Linked DNA regions of Homo sapiens: region 2 is linked to region 1. A link is a contact called in ENCODE Hi-C or POLR2A ChIA-PET data. All regions are on one chromosome and are shown on one strand. Each heading gives the region's core, a stretch centred on a gene start or an enhancer-like site at or near the end of the contact. The rest is flanking DNA. Distances are from core to core; before and after follow the strand shown. Region 1 overlaps TBCE (tubulin folding cofactor E). Region 2 overlaps ARID4B (AT-rich interaction domain 4B).

Region 1 (4,073 bases), core at 440-2,939:
TTCTTTTTTTTTAAGTGACAAGGTCTCTCTCTGTTACCAAAATAAAAAATAAATAAGTAAATAAATAAATAAATGATTTTGTATATAATCCACCTACGATTTTTTTTTTTTTTTTTTTTTTTTTAGATGGAGTCTTGCTCTGTCACCCAGGCTGGAGTGCAGTGGCATGATCTTGGCTCACTGCAACCTCCACTTCCCGAGTTCAAACAATTCTCCCGCCTTAGCCTCCCTAGTAGCTGGGACTACAGGTGTGCACCACCACGCTGGACTAATTTTTGTATTTTTAGTAGAGATGGGGGTTTCGCCATGTTGGCCAGGCTGGTCTTGAACTCCTGACCTCAGGTGGTCCTCCTGCCTTGGCCTCCCAAAGTGCTGGGATTACAGTCATGAGCCACCGTGCCTGGCCACCCCCATGGATTTAATACTTCTGTTTTTTCTAATGTGAATTGTCAGTTTCATATTACTTGTTAGTTTATTTAAAGGGATTTAACATGCTTGCATAAGATCATAACCCTTTATGGTCAATCATACTGATTATATATTATTTTAGTATGTGATATTCTCTTTTATGCTAATTTTGATTTTTTAGCATGTAGAAATTTTTGAAGACCTTCAGAAAATTGTATTTATGGCCTTTCTTGGTGGGTAATATTTTCTGTGTTTCATTTGCTCTTCTTTACCAGGCACCCGACAGGAGGATCCTTTATTCGTCCGAACAAGGTAAATTTTGGAACAGACTTTCTTACTGCAATTAAGAACCGCTATGTGTTAGAAGATGGACCAGAGGAAGATAGAAAAGAGCAAATTGTTACAATTGGAAATAAACCTGTGGAGACTATCGGTTTTGACTCTATTATGAAACAGCAAAGGTAAGTGGAGTTTATAACGGCAGAGCTGACTTTTATGGTTTTATTAAGGTTCAGAATTGAAATACCCATGACTGTATATGGATGCTCATGACTTTGCTCCTAAACTGGTTTATGGTTCCACAGAAACGGAATCAAAATCTGAGGAATCCAAGAATTATTTAGGGAAATTAAAATTCTTATGTTAGCACAGGATTGGTAGATTTATCCAGTTTGCAATTGAAATATTTATTGGCCCATTATTACTATTCACATCATATTATCTCGTGTTGACTAAGTAACCAAGGCTGACGTTTGGGTTCTTTTCTATTTCATGGTGATGATGGTAAGTTGGGAATGGAAACAGCAGTCTGAATTGTTCCCTATGCCGTGGAGCGTGCTGGTGCCGTCTGTTAATAGTAGGGAGTAGTTCTCACCTCGGGCTGCACATCTTCATCACCTGGGGAGCTGTGGAACATGCGGCATCCTTGGTCCCATCCCAGATCTGCTCAATCACAATTTTGGGATATGGGCTCTAATGCATTTTATTGTATTGTATTGTATTGTATTTTTATTTTTATACAGACAGGATCTTGCTATGTTGCCCAGGCTGGTCTTGAACTCTTGGGCTCAAGTGATCCTTGGCTTCCCAAAGCACTGGGGATTACAGGGATTAAGCACCCGGCCTTAAAATAATGCCCTTTAAAACTGCTGCACAAGAACATTCTCTTTTCTCTGAAACTGTATATTGTGACTTTGTACAAGGAGGCTTTCTAGTCATTCCAGTGAACTGCTTGAATCAAAGAGAGAGAAAGATAGTATTTACACAAAACCAGTCATGGCTGCACAAGAACTGGCCAGGCCTTGCAGCTTCCTACTGTGGTGAGTGACTTGGACGAGGCATCTGGGTAAGGACCCCTGGTGGCCACTGTGAGGATAAATTTGTGGCCACTTGGAGGCCTGCAATATATTTTCTTTCAGTCTCTAAAAGAATTAAGCTATAGTTCTGTCCAAAGTAAATTTCTTTACTATCTTTTGTTATTGTTGTTATTAATAAAAGTGCACATGGGGACAATGTGGAAAATAAATACATTTCTTGGTACATCTACTCTTTAGCATACATGGCCCCCATTAAAAAAAACTCAGAATAAATCAAGAGTTTTAGAAAAAGGAACAAATGGACTGTTCTTTATAAAACAAGATACCTTTATTGTTGAGAATTTAGAAATTACAGATTGAACAAAAAAGTATCATGATTAATGCCACCACTTAGATATAAGTATCGTAAACGGGCTGGGTGCGGTGGCTTATGCTTGTCATCTTAGCACTTTTGGAGGCCGAGGCAGTTGGATCACTTAAGGCCAGGAATTTGAGACTAGCCTGGCCAACATGGTGAAACCCTGTCTCTACTAAAAATACAAACAATTAGCTGGGTGTGGTGGTACGCACCTGTAGTCCCAGCTGCTTGGGAGGCTGAGGCAAGAGAATCGCTTGAACCTGGGAGGTGGACGTTGCAGTGAGCCGAGATCATGCCGCTGCACTCCAGCCTGGGTGACAGAATGAGACTCTGTCTCAAAAAAAAAAAAAAAAAAGAAAAAAAAGACGTAACTATCATGAACAGTTTTTACTGTTTACCCTACTGATTTACTTGGATTTAAAGAACTACATGCTTCATAGGGTTAGAGTTCTTTGCTTTATTTTTTCCCATTTAAAATACAAATAGCCTGGGCAACATGGCAAAACCCTGTCTCTACAAAAAAAATAAATAAATAAATGCAAAAATTAGCTGGGTGTAGTGGTGCGTGCCTATAGTCCCAACTATTTGGGAAGCTGAGGTGGGAAGATCACCTGAACCCAGAAGGTCAAGGCTGCAGTGAGACATGATTGCACCACTGCACTCCAGCCTAGGTGACATAGTGAGACCTTGTCTCAAATGACACACAAACCAAAAAAAAAAAACCCCAAATATTTACATATCTCTTACCCAAAGGAAGCATTTTTTTAATTGGTTAATCTCTTTCTGAGAATATTAACAAATTGCAAATGGATTTTCGTCCCCTAGTTTATGAACAGCTATGTAACTCATGAATTTTTCTGTAAATGACCCTACTACTTGAGTATCATTGCATTTAATCATTAGCTAGTGTCTTTCTTGATTGAAAAGGTAAAATTTTAGAGATTCTGGAGTAATCTCATATGTTGGCTGGAGATTAGTCAATTCAGAAATTATGAGACAGCTTGGTGGAATGCAGCCAGTGTTGGAGTTAGGCTGGGTTCAGCCGCCAGCTAAGGCACTTTTGGCTCTGACAGAAGTTAGAGATAGCTGCTTATTGTTTCTAAGCCTCAGTTTCCTCAGTTACAACATAAAACCTAAGATATAAGTGCTGTTGTGAATAACAAATGAGATCCTACAATTAATGATAGCTGTCAGTTAGGAGTTGAAACCTCTACTTTAAGCCATTGTCTTATCTCATCAATAAAATCCAGCTGACCAGCTTTGAGATCGTACCACTAAGAAGAGACTTACTCAATAAAGGAATCAAAAACAAATTAAAAAATCCATTATGTATGGTTTCTCTTGGAGATGGCTTTGGCTCTGGAGTGATGCTTGGACTGAGATCTGAGTCCTCATGCTTAGTGCCAAGTTGACCTGGCAAAGAAGGCTATTTTAAATTTTAGGGGGAAGGAGCGACATCTGTCGGACACAGTGCAAACTACAGTTTGAAGTAGTTGCCTGTTTCATGAGATTCCTGTAGTTCTTTTCAATGATGTCATAAGCCTACAAAGCTGGCTTTTGGGCAATTGCCGCGATAAAACACAAGTATTTATGTACATCTATCATGCATCAATAGAAATATTTGTTTTATAAAAAAGCAAGTATCTCTTAAATCAGTGTGGAACTGGAAATGGAATTGGTGGCGTCCAGTCTGATTCCAGGGTTTGGGAAGTTGGGCAGTGCCCAGCAGACACTGAGTTGACAGGACATAAGTAATGATTAAGTTGTTTGGCCCTAACTACGTACTTAATTGGAACTGTGAGGTATTTATTTTGGCCTAAGTACCATGAAAAAAATTACTGAAACCCTAAGGACCGTGTGGCCTGAGAAAGTTTGGGACCCTCTAACCTTGAATTCTGCTGCTGCCTTTTGTACCCTGGTTTTTCTTTCTTTTTTTTGTTGTTGTTTCTTGTTTTTTGTTTTGAGACAGAGTTTCACTCTTGTTACCCAGG
Region 2 (3,611 bases), core at 476-2,975, 120 kb before region 1:
AGATAAAAAATGATATAGGCCGGGCATAGTGGCTCACGCCTGTAATCCCACCACTTTGGGAGGCTAAGGCAGGTAGATCACTTGAGGTCCAGAGTTCGAGACCGGCCTGGCCAACATGGCAAAACCTGGTCTCTAATAATAATACAAAAATTAGCCAGGCATGGTGGCACGTGCCTGTAATCCCAGCTACTTGGGATGCTAAGGCAGGAGAATTGCTTGAACCTGGGAGGCAGAGGTTGTAGTGAGCCGAGATCATGCCACTGCACTCTAGCCTGCGGGGGGACAAAGCAAGACTCCATCTCAATTTAAAAAAAAAAAAGGCCAGGCACGGAGGCTCACGCCTGTAATCCCAGCACTTTGGGAGGCCAAGGCAGGCGGATCCGGAGGTCAGGAGTTCGAGATCAGCCTGGCCAATATAGTGAAACCCTGACTCTACTAAAAATACAAAAATTAGCCAGGCATGGTGGAGGGTGCCTATAATCCCAGCTACTCGGGAGGCTGAGGCAGGGGAATCGCTTGAACCTGGGAGGTGGAGGTTGCGGTGAGCCAAGATCACGCCACTGCACTCCAGCCTGGACAACAGAGCGAGACTACGTCCCAAAAAAAAAAAAAGACACAACTATAAAAGAAGTTACATGGCTGTACTCATCAAGAAGGCATCACAGGCAAAGAGGGAAGCCCCTGCTCTCCCAACGTCAAAGCCAAACCAAAGGCTCTAAAGGCCAAAACAGCAGTGCTGAAAGGTATCCGTATCCACAGCCACACAAAAAAGAGAAGATCTTCACGTCACCCACCTAAGGACAGCCCAAAACACTGCTGCTGTTCTGGAGGCAGCCCAAATATCCTTGGAAGACTGGTCCAGTCCAGGAGAAACCAGCTTGACCACTATGCTATCAAGTTTCCCCTGACCACTGAGTCAGCCATGAAAAGAACAGAAAGTCAACAACATTCTTGTGTTCACTGTGGATGTCAAGGCCAACAAATACCAGATCAAACAGGCTAAGAAAAAGCTCTGTGGCACTGACATGGCCAATATCAACACCCTGATCAGGCCTGATGGAAAGAAGGCCCATGTTCTACCGGTTCCTGACTATGATGACGTTGCCAACAAAATTGGGATCATCTAAAGTGAGCCCAGCTGGCTAACACTAAATAGACATATTTTTCACCATAAAATAAATAAATAAATCATAAAATAAGTTAAACAAAACCTCTGTAATTTTTCATGAAAACTGGAAATATCAGTATGAATTGAAAATTTATTCTTCTCTTTTTTTTTGAGACAGGGTCTCACTCTATCACCCAGGCTAGGGTGCAGTGGCACAATCTCAACTCACTGCAGCCTTGACCTCCAGGCTCGGGTGATCTTCCCAAGTAGTTGGGACTATAGGCACACACCACCATGCCTGGCTAATTTTTTTGAGCTTTTTGTAGAGACAGGGTTTTGCCATGTTGCCCAGGCTAGTCTCGAACTCCTGGGCTCAAGTGATCCGCCCACCTCAGCCTCCCAGAGTGCTTAGGTTACAGGAGTGAGCCACCTCACCCAGCCATAATTTACTCTAATTAAAAAAAAAAAAAAGGAGGAAGGAAGGAAGGAAGGAAGGAAGGAAGGAAGGAAGGAAGGAAGGGAGGAAGGAGGGAGGGAAGGAAGGGAGAGAGTACTTCCTGTATCTAAATACTAAAAAACCATAGAAGTCATGACCAACCCAGCAGCAATGAGCACCCTTAACACCCTGATTGTGATCTCTAAAAACCATTTCCCACTTGAGAAAACCAGGGCTACTTGTTCTTTTCTTTTTATATATATATTTGATGTCATTAATGTCTCAGCAACCAGGGTTCCTTAAAGAAATAGCTGATTCCAGATGCGGAGCAGGAAATGTACAAAGTGAACCTGATATCCCTTGTGCCAGAAAGAGAGTAAGTTATTGAAAACCGATGGGACAATATTCAAAAGAACACAGGAACCCATCTGAAGGGGTTCCAACTGGCCAAAGATGAGACAATTGAAACATGAAAAACAGCAACTACAATGGATTAAAACACATCACATACATAAAAATCCCTAACACTAAAAATAATAAAAGAAAGAAGAAAAATTTACTGGTCGTTTTAGTGGGTTCCTAGGACACCAACTCATTATTATAAAAACTGGCAAAACGAGGTGGGAGAGGAATTAAATTTTTATAGCCTCCACTTCTAGATTTTAAAGACAGTAAATACATGAAATAAAAGTTTTCTTTACAAAAGAATTTCAACTAATAAATGTAGGAGTGATATAATTCCAAAATCACCGTTTTGCAATCCTTATATAATGGATCTAGTCAACAATCCTCAGATGCTGCGAAAACCTTTGTGTGAAAGTTGATAAGAACTTTATAAAGGATAGATCAAGCCAACATAATCTAAAACCACTGACCAATCCCAGCAATACTGAAAGTGAACCAACCTCATGATGGTAACTAATAGAAAGAATACAGCACCTCTTATAAACAATGCTCACCAAAAAAAAATACCCTCTAGAACGAATGTTCAGTTTACAGGAAATTACAGGGGTTAAACCAAACCACAAAGATGTAATCAGCCAAACAGAATGTGGGAAATTCTACAGGTTAAATAACAGTTTCTTCATCAAATAAAGGGCATGAAAAGGGTGGAGATTTAAGAGACCATTTAGAACCGTATCTTCCAACTGCAATATGAAGACTTTATTTGGGTCCTAATGTAAACGAACAAATTGCAAAGACATTTTAGAGACAGGCTAATCTGAACATGTTCTTGCTACCAGATGCCATTAAGGAATTAATGTTAATGTTATTCATTGTGACAATGGTATGACAGTTGTACTATGAAAGGAAAGTTCAAGTGTGTCAGAGATACATACCGAAATACATATGGGTGAAATGATATCTGGAATTTGCTTTAAAATGCTACATGGTGAGGGAGAAAGGAGAGAAGAGGGGCAGCAGAGTGAAACAGATAATACCAAGATGGCAAAATATTGGCAACTGGTGATGCTAGGCCATGAATATGTAAAACATCAGTGAACTTTATTTTTGTATGTTGTAAATTTCCATAAAGTTTTAAAGCTGTATCACCAGCATGTTTGTTACCATGAAGTGTATTCGTCTCTAATCATTTATTTTTACTAGTCTCCAGAATTAACACCACTAATTTTCCAAAAATTAGAAAATGTTATGTTTCAACTTATATATTTAGTCTAAAAATCAATTACCGTATTACATTATATATATCCATATATATGAATATAACGTATATTTATATATATCCATATATATGAATATAACGTATATTTATATATATCCATATATATGAATACAATGTATATTTATATATATCCATATATATGAATATAATGTATATTTATATATATCCATATATATGAAAATGACTATCTGCATTATAAAGTCACTGTGCCTATCCACAGTTAAATATTTGTTTAGCAGAATTGTATTTACATATAGCGTTTCATTCTACTTCAATTTTATTTGAGATCTTCATTTTACTTAATTAGAACTCCATATCTCTTTCATCAACACCTAATCACAGTTAATACTACAATCAGAACAATTTAAGTTATAACTCAAGGG

The links. A loop is a pair of places that touch in the nucleus more often than their neighbours do. ChIA-PET counts read pairs that join two places held with the same protein, here RNA polymerase II (POLR2A). Pooled maps may share reads with other maps.
Region 2: a pooled map shows a loop between it and region 1 (2.3-fold over the local background). The contact joins two enhancer-like sites. A Hi-C loop is called at or near these places in 3 of 50 pooled maps. POLR2A ChIA-PET finds 5 or more read pairs at or near these places in 8 of 52 experiments (AG04450, BJ, H1 and 4 more).

The regions. Positions count from the first base shown.
Region 1 is chr1:235,413,750-235,417,822 of GRCh38, forward strand. TBCE (tubulin folding cofactor E) reads left to right here. Exons shown (of 17, transcript NM_003193.5): 4 at 684-869. Among named protein-coding and RNA genes, the nearest start is that of TBCE, 48 kb to the left of the region's middle. Within about 2 kb of position 1,690, at least 3 of the 41 ENCODE cell types and tissues checked have a DNase peak (open chromatin) inside an H3K27ac peak, as active enhancers do.
Region 2 is chr1:235,295,211-235,298,821 of GRCh38, forward strand. All of the region lies in intron 2 of ARID4B (AT-rich interaction domain 4B), which reads right to left. It also overlaps the pseudogene RPL23AP23. Among named protein-coding and RNA genes, the nearest start is that of ARID4B, 31 kb to the right of the region's middle. Within about 2 kb of position 1,726, at least 8 of the 41 ENCODE cell types and tissues checked have a DNase peak (open chromatin) inside an H3K27ac peak, as active enhancers do.